Linked DNA regions of Homo sapiens: region 2 is linked to region 1. The links are chromatin loops, found by intact Hi-C in ENCODE. Cell type or tissue: GM12878. All regions are shown on one strand. Each heading gives the region's core, and the rest is flanking DNA. Links, peaks and the distances in the headings are about the cores only. Region 1 overlaps MGMT (O-6-methylguanine-DNA methyltransferase). Region 2 overlaps LOC102724883 (a long non-coding RNA gene).

Evidence for each region. A loop is a pair of places that touch in the nucleus more often than their neighbours do. Peaks named below come from ENCODE experiments on the same cell type or tissue, not always from the same donor. Only the 100,000 strongest peaks of a DNase experiment are listed, where the experiment ranks them.
Region 2: it touches region 1 in a loop (6-fold over the local background); 1 of 110 quality-filtered maps calls a loop at or near these places.

The regions. Positions count from the first base shown.
Region 1 is chr10:129,599,805-129,604,193 of GRCh38, reverse strand. All of the region lies in intron 2 of MGMT (O-6-methylguanine-DNA methyltransferase), which reads right to left. Among named protein-coding and RNA genes, the nearest start is that of MGMT, 130 kb to the right of the region's middle. RefSeq lists enhancers at 179-1,510, 858-2,057, 2,274-2,333. In GM12878, for the core only: no CTCF peak of the experiment used is centred there; a DNase peak (open chromatin) is centred at 2,273; H3K27ac peaks cover 1,439 bases.
Region 2 is chr10:130,125,846-130,130,234 of GRCh38, reverse strand. LOC102724883 (a long non-coding RNA gene) reads right to left here. Exons shown (of 3, transcript NR_188169.1): 3 at 2,885-3,981. It overlaps LOC105378561 (a long non-coding RNA gene), which reads left to right. Exons shown (of 6, transcript XR_001747659.2): 3 at 1-1,919; 4 at 2,454-2,648. Among named protein-coding and RNA genes, the nearest start is that of GLRX3, 8.4 kb to the left of the region's middle. RefSeq lists an enhancer at 3,398-3,567. In GM12878, for the core only: a CTCF peak has its summit at 2,262; a DNase peak (open chromatin) is centred at 2,304.

The sequences.
Region 1 (4,389 bases), core at 183-4,182:
GTCGTAGAGAGTGCTTTGGTAAATCATGCAAACAAGGAGGAGGATGGAGACAAAGCCCTCCCTCTCCCCATTTCATACCATCAGTAAATTGATTTAGAAACTGCTTGGGGTAGAAAACAAATATCAAGCTACAAATGTATAGCACTGACTTTTGAAAAATCTGACCTCTGGCACCCGCAGACACACGCACACATCAAATCTTCTAAGAGGGCACCAGGCACTCCTACCCAGGCCTCCAGCCCTCCACTGCTCAGGAGGTAACAAAGGTGAGAACCTGCAAGAGGGCACAGGGTTAATATCTTCAATCTAGGAGTCTGAACAGCACCTCTGCAAACTACAGAGTAATCTTACTTTCAAATTACATAAAAATAACTGATTATTTTCAATACAGCCCTTAAATAAAAGAAAGTTTTATTCTTCACAGTGTAAGTGCTGGTATTTTTTGTGCCCGACAAGCTGCCCATACAAGAAGCAGTGTGCCTAATATTCTTGCCAACAAAGGCATTTGAAATTAGCAATTGCTTTTAGAAACTTTAATTACAATTTTAAAATGCTATTTCTGCTCTATAATAGATTCCAATTGTTTCAGTATTATCTGGCTTGCAAATAAAATCTACAGTAGATGACAATATTCCCAGGATTAATCACTCTTGAAATTCTAATATGCTCTTGAAATACCAAATAAAAAAGACAGCAATGTTGTTGATGTACTGAAAGCTTCTTGCTTTTTGCAGTTTGCTATTATTATGCATATCCAGGTAGAAAGTTAATTAACCCAAAGCTTAAGCTAATTATGATAGCAGAATGCTATCAACCCAACGCGCTCAGTCAGACAGCTGCCCGGAATCTCACTTGCTAATCATCTGTCTTTGGGCTGAGCATATGGTACATTTTCATGCTATCAGAGAAACAACAAACAGCTGAAAATCATTAACTAAAAACAATGTGCATAAAATCAGAAGCAGTTTTTTATACAGCTTTGTGTCAGACAAAAAGCCAGATCCTTGCCCTATAAAAATTAACGATTATTTTGGTTCTTGTCACTTAAAAATTTTAGCTGATAGTGCAATAAATATGTGACAAGAATTTTAGTCGCATCAATTACTTGTTTATATGAGTTTGCAAAAATATTCTAAATTTATAACAAGGGCATTATAATAAATTTTGGGAGAGACTGTGACATAGGTTCGTATAGTTGCCTGAAGATTTAAAATTAGCTGCTAAGAATGACCTCTTTGTTTGCTTTGTGTGGAACCTCGGTATCCACATGCTAATATCTTAAAGATGACTTTTTTTTAATTGCCAGGTAAAATGTATGAAATATACTTGCAGACATTCCCGAAGCAGTATGTGACATTTCTGAGGCCATCCAGAAATCTGTGTAGACACCAGAAAGCTACATCGATCATGGTAAAAAGTTCACCTCAATGTTGAGCTGGAAAGGAAGGAGGGGGAGGGAGGGTGGCAGCCCCCAGGTAATGCCGGGAGCACTCAGGTATTACCCAGGCACGTGGGGCGCACTCACCATTCCTTTTCAGATTTGCCTCCCATGTATCTTGTGCTTCACAAGTCCTAGTTACCTGAAGCCGAAAGGACAGCAGGAAATCCTACGACACACGGCCCATCTGTTTTGCTTTGTGTGGCTCTCAACCCTTTGGATTGTGACACAGATTTGTAAGTTCACAAGGCACAGTACAAGCAACTTCCCAAACAAATTTTAACTTCATTTTGGTGAATCCGCTCTCACAAGAGGAGCACACCAATTATCTTTAAGCGCATCTCTGAGTCTTTCTAAACCTCCTGGGCTCTAGGCTCAGGTACTTATATTAATTTTAAGCTCACGTACCCAGAGGTCTCAAATGCCAACCTCGCTTGGAGATTTCAGGAAGCGCGTTCCTTTTCAACATGCCTGACTAGTAAAGTGACACTCACAACATTTTCTTGAAATCACTATTACTATTAAAATTTTGTACTTTAAAAAAAAAGCAATAAAAATGAAGATTTTAAATGTATATGATTCTGTATCACACTTGCTAACATAAAAATGAAAATATTTCTCCCCTAAAGACCAGGTCATTTGATCAAAAGGAAAACTAGTTCCATAAACTGTAAAAATAAACTTTTTTTCCTTCTTGGGGAAAGCTGAGATTTAACTTTTCGCATGATGTGACATCTGCAACTGTCGCCAGTCAAAGGCTCAGCAGAGCCTGATTAATTGTTAGTCTAGGGGGATTTTTGTTGGTCACGGACCAATGAACTACGGGGAATTTCCATGGCTGTAATGTACCACGGCGACAAAACTCACTCTATTTGTATTGCAGTGGCCACTGGAACACCAAGCACTCTACTACCACATCCTTACGTTGCTGCGAAGTGTCAAGAAGCCCTGCACGCCCACCAGCACTTCTTGCAAAGACCAAGTGTGATGTGGGAAGATACTTCCCTGACGGTCTCCCCAAGGACTTTGGTTATTTATTTTGGACCAAATTAAAGTGACTTAGAAGGGACATATGTCTTCTTCCCTACTCCACAGTAATGGAACCCACTAGCTCCCATGGTTGGATTTCTGCCACTGCTGGGGAGGCCTGAATCGATCTCGAGGTGGTGCTAGGATGAGGACTTAGACAAAGTCCCCAGGTGAGGGGCAGGATCCAGGAAGCCAGAAGCCCCTGCAGTGTTTCCCTTACTCATCTCCACACTGCCAGGAAGGCTGGACACCCTCCTTCCAAGAGCAGTGAGCCACCCAAGGTCTGCCCCATGGCTTAGAACCCCTTAAGCCAAAGGAGAATGAAGTGGCCAAACCATCAGGAAACTCTGATTAAACAGAAGACATAAAGAAACCCCACCCAGTTGCTGTTCAACTTTTGTTGCTGTTCCCAGTGCACACACAAGCCCTGGAAGAGAAACAGTATTTGATATGGACCAAGTTTGTATACTACTGTTTGCAAACTGAAAAGGACCTCTGCTTGCTACTCCACTGGGAAGACTGAAGCCAAACCTATTACTTTAGTCATAAAGGTTTAATCATTTGCGGTTCAAATGTTGACGCCTCTTCCCAATGCGTTGAATTTTTCACATCTAAGTTTTTGAGCTAAAAAAAAAAAAAATGCTTTCAGATGAAAAATGCCACCAAGAAGGAAAGGCATATGGAGGCTACTTAAATCTGGTCCTTAAAATCTTTCCCTTCTCTTCCCAAAGGCTACATACTCAACTCTGATATTGATATTAATATTAATTTGTCATTAATACTAATGTTTCACTAACCAACTAGGAGTATTTTGAAATATCCAATTTCTCTGGATAGCTAAACCTGAGGTTCCACTATGAAAAATGTTTTCTAATTACTGCTTGCCAGTAAGCCATCAGACAATGCAGCCAGGTTTCCCATTAATTCAGGAACTTCATACTTGTATGGAAAACTGGCCACATCTGAGTTGGCCACCTCGGCAGGTCATAGCCAATTCCTGCTCTTAGGATACCCACGCAGGCCATTTTGCGGGCAGCCTATGGGGGTGCTAAGAGGCAATACGGATGTTTACCTCACTTGATTAATTTAATTTTCAAACAAGTAATCCAATGAAAGTAATGGGTGTTGCTCTTGCTAGCTCAATGAGCAAAGAAATAGGCTCACCAGCTACCTGCCAACCTCCCTCTCTTAAGAAATGGCTCCACAGTCGGCATGTCTGCCCAGTCCAAATCACAATGTGTATTTTTTAATTGTTTTCTGGGTCTATTAATGAGAATGGGTGACTGCTGAATGCATTCCCCAAACATTCTCCTATAAAGATGTGATTTTAACCTGTTGCCTCTAGCTCTACCTACTAGAGAATCTCTTGGTTTATTTTCCACAGTCTCCTTCCCATGTGGCTCGGAGACAAAGGAAATTCAGGTGGGTTTGTAGGGACTAAGGTGAGAGCTACCCCTAACCACGAACTAACTCAAGGGACCATCCCAGGAAAATAATTTTGTGCGAGATGGCAGCCATGGATGGGCGGACGCAGAGATGGGTCGCTCAGAGAAGCCGCAGCCAGCAGTGGATGTAAGGCTGTATCCCTGGAGATACTACTGACTTAGACAGAAGTTAGACTCCCTGCACCACACAGACTTAGGTCCCAGGCTGTGCCACAGGTTTCAAATTTGTTCATTATCCTTCAAAAAGAAATGACCCGTCAAATTGCTAGCAGACATCTACCTACCTACCTACCTACCTACCTACCTACTTACCTATAGGTAACAACAGGCATCTAGAAAGACCAATGTACATTAGTGTGCAAACGTTGCAGGGATATGCACAGTTAATATGACACTTGATCCGCATCAGATGGGCAACAATTAAGTTGCTCTGTCACTCTATCTCCCTGGTGAAGAAAGGATGGTAAAATGGGAATG
Region 2 (4,389 bases), core at 147-4,146, 530 kb before region 1:
CCGGGTTCAAGCAATTCTTCTCCCTCAGCCTCCCAAGCAGCTGGGACTACAGGCGTGTGCCACCACACCTGCATTTAGCCATTTAGCCAAGTTCTATTCCGTCTTGGTGGTGGTGGTGGGGTTCCCATAGCCTGAAGAATAAGGGCCTGGGGCTCTGGGCCTGGGGACTGAAGCTTAGGCCTTGGAGACCTGAAGCTCCAGTGGAAGATGCTTTCCTGGACTTTCCTGGCAGCAAAAAAAACTTCACCTCTTGCCTATGAATTGCCTGTATTTTAAAGGGTGTGTGTGTGTGTGTGTGTGTGTGAGAGAGAGAGAGAGAGAGAGAGAGAAATTGAGGTGTAATTATTTTGCTGGGTGATGACAACAAACATTTACTGCTCCTAAACAGGCAAGGAAATGATTTAGCCATGAACTTTTCATGATGCCTCATTCCCTCCTGTGGTCCCGTGGTCCTCAGGCTGCGCAGTGGGAGAAGGGGGGGTGGGGGGCCACAAATAACCCACGTGGAAAGGAATGTGGGGTCAGCCTCAGGAAAACTGGGAGGGGAGGTCCCACCTGGTGGGGGTCTTTGTAAACCCTACCAAGGGAAGCCCAGAAACACAAAGAGGTGCAGGGAGAGAAAGAAGGAGGAGGTGTTTTAAAGAGTAAAGCCTGGCATTAGAAAGTGTTATTCGAGTAAAATGGCCAACGTTTCCTTTCTTTTAAGAGCGACTCTTAAATTCCAATTACTCCGCCCCCAAAGACCAGTTGAGAATAACCCCAACTGGAGGGAATTAATTTCCTTAGGAATTTCACTCTTACAAGATTAATGGAGCCCCCCTGCAGAGAAACGGTAAAACTGTAAGTACAGTAGATTTGCACCTGAAGGATACATATTTTAATTTCTGTTCTCAAGCTGCGATAACATCTTCTCCAGCTACTATAAAAAGCATAAATGAGCACCCGCACGTCTGCTGAGAACTTGCAACCCCAGGCTCCCCGGGAGCAGCCCCGCGCCGACCCTCCACGTTGCTCGCCTGGGTGCGGCGTGGGCGCGGGGATGGGAAGGCGCGGGGATGGGAAGGCCCAGGGCAAACAGCCTCCCCGCGAGCCGGGTCGACCCAGCCCAGAGCAGAACCCCTGGACCAGATTATCTTAAGTCGACCCCTACCCCGCCCCCAGCCCTGTCACCCACCGTGGCACCGCCCTCCCGCGGGGACAATTGGCCTGGACCAAGAATGGGGAGCCTGAACAGTGGCCGGTCTCCCACCCGCTCCTCCGGAGCCTGCAGGGGGGTTCAGCCTCTGTCCAGCAGACTTCCTGGCCCCAAGAACGGGCCTTGGGAAGGGGCTCCCCTGACTCCAAGTTGACAGCAGCCCGTCCCTTCTCCTTAGCCCAAGCCACTCTGGCAATGGGGACCTGCCTCCCTCACGCTAACCAAGGACCGGTCTGGGATGGGGAGTTGGAGATGGGCTGTGAGGACTCTTCTCTCAGCCCTTAAGAGTCCAGAACTTATCTGGGAACACATCAGCCAATTTTCTGTTCCCTTTCTTGCCAGGAACTGCTTTTATTGGAAGAAGTCTATGTATATGCATGCCATAAAGGTTGTTTATGCTGTCATAGCTAGATTTTTATTGGTTGTATTTTTGCTGCACTTGCTTGAAAAATAATTATTTTCAAAGAAAAGAAGAATTACATATCCAGTAAACTAAATAAGACTCACTGTTTATTAGAGACCTCTGACAGCTCCTCAAACACGAAAAAAGATTTCCAAGTAGTGGATGGACAATTTATGTGTAAGTTTATTTGTAAAACAGATTTCAAAACATACTTCATCTTGACTCTGCCAATAAAAATACATTCCATTTCTTTTCAGAAGTATGTCTTATCTGATGGCTTCACAGTAATCTGGTTTCCCCTAAGAAGCTAAGACTATCTGGGTAAGTGTGTACCCAGTAGCCTAACCTAGCTTTGGGTTGAGTTGTGGGGCTGCTATACAGAGGGGAAAAGTGATTACGTCCCACAAGAAGTTCTCTAGAAGAAATGTATTTATAAGAAATGTAGTTCATAAATCCCAACCCAGCTATTGCAATCTCTAAAAACTAGTTAAAACAATTTTCAAACATGTTTGTAATTGTTTGTTTACAATTTATCGGGGGGGAAGAAAAACTCACCCTGGAATGCCTGCCCATTTTCCATTCCCTACATAGATTCTAATCTCCCACCTAGGATGAGCCAGGGACTTGGGCGCGAATTGTAGTGCCAGATTCCAGGCTGTAGGTGGCATAAGTGCCTCTTCAGGCTGGAGAAACAGCAGCCTTTGTTGAGTGGCTTTATTCAACCTGAGAAACCACAGCTGAGAATTCACACAAACCGATGCTGTATTTGTGGAGGCTCCACCGACTCACCCAAAACACGTGCTTTTCCCCTGACCTGCAAACTTTTAACACCTTCTTCTCTTCCCGTTTCACTAGGCTATTTGAGATCCTGCAAGATTTATCAAGACTGTACTAGCCATATGAAAGCATGTTAACACAGGGAGGGAGAGAGGAAAAGCCCTCCACATGTTATGACTGGCATACATGCTTCCAAAGCATCGTTACTAACCGAAGGCCCAGTTCCTGAGGCGATCACCCCAGACACACTGAATGCAATTTGTTGGTCACTGAGTGGGTATACCTAATCACCACAGATGTTTACATGCAGCTGCATTTTCTCTCCGTTTGAGTCACAATGTTTTATATGTAAATAGTATTGTGTGCATGTGTGTGCATATGTGTATTTATCCTCCAAGTCCAGATGGAGTTAATTTTCTGCTGTTATTTGTAGTTCATGTTTCATATCTAAGAAACTAAGGACCCAGATGAGCTTTCCTTGGTGTCACAAACTTTTTTTTTTTTTTTTTAATAGAGATGAGGTCTCACTATATTGCCCAGGCTGGTCTCCAACTCCTGAGCTCAAGTGATCTTCCTGCCTTAGCCTCTCCAAGTGCTGGGATTACAGATGTGAGCCACTGCACCTGGCCAACAAACTTCTGATTCTTATAGAATCAGATGTAATTCCTTAGAGACCTGAGAAGTTCTATACTCAGGTTCTTTCGTGCCGTCTGACTCCAAGAGCTCTTGCCTGAAGGAGGTCCCTTCCAGGACACTGAGTCCCAACCCACACCACCTCCTTGGAGGGCGTGTGCCCTCTCTTCCGCTGACCTTGACATTCTTGCACAGGCTGCTTGTGCACAGAGGCATCACCTCCCAGAGGGGACCTCTGGAGTGGCCCCAGGTACCAGGTACAGTCAGCCGCTTCTACCTGTGGAAGGCGATCAGGGTAGAAAGCTCTGGGAAGCACTAAAAATACACACAACCCTTACAAACACAACTCGGTGATACATGCTAATAGTTCTGGACTCCAAACTGGGGCCAAAGCACAGACTCCACAGCTAGTTCTAGCATGTAGCAGATGTCACCCAACCTGGAAAGCTACTTGGTTGAAACTTAGTTAAATCCGTGGCCACAGCAGTTTTATACTTGACCTGAGTCCTCCAATGTCTGCCACACCTGCAGTGGCTTCCTTCCCATTCTCTCTCTCCTCTAAAATACAAGAGGCATTTCCCCCCAGTGCAGGAAGATGGAACAGACTATTTTGGTTAATCATCTACATTTGTGTTCTTGAGTTTCTTCTGGAGTTGTCCAGCCTGGGGCTGCATGCACATTGGCCCACCACAAATGCCTCCCTCTGCGGAGAGTGAGGTGGGCCGGTCGGGGCAGAACGCCTGCTTCTCAATGCACCCCTTGCTCACTCAGCTCTGGGAGCCCCCCTGCCAGCGTGCCCGAGAGCTACTCTAAATGAAGTTCGAGCTCCATTTCAGGAAGGTGGTGAGACAATAAAATAACCCAGGATGACGTGAACAGTTTTGCATTTGCTTCAAACTCTGAAAGGATTCATGGTTCCCACGGCCTCCAGACTGGATGGACCACTTTGGGTTTCAATGGCAGGATGATTTTTCTGTAAAACAATGGCTGGCTTTAAATTTCTTCTTCTAGAACAAACCAAAAAAGAAAAGAAAAAACAAACCACTAATTCTTAAGGATGCATAGGCCCCAGTTGCCTGATGGTATGTAGAAAGAAAGAAAGAAATACAGCGGTAATGTTCTGGTGAGGGAGCTAGTTTCCTAGGAGTCAAGTAGAAGTTTGCTGTTGACTCCATGATTAGCCTACGTCTGAGGTTGTATCTATTACTTGCCCATCATATGAAATATGCTTTAATCAAAAGAAACATCTTATTGAAACACTCCATGCCAACATTACCTTCAGACTTTGCCACCATAACATATACGTTCTTTTTCCAGTTTGCCGCTGGTTGAAATGACTAAGTGGAAACGGGAGATGCAGGAAGAAAGTCACCCTCCTATG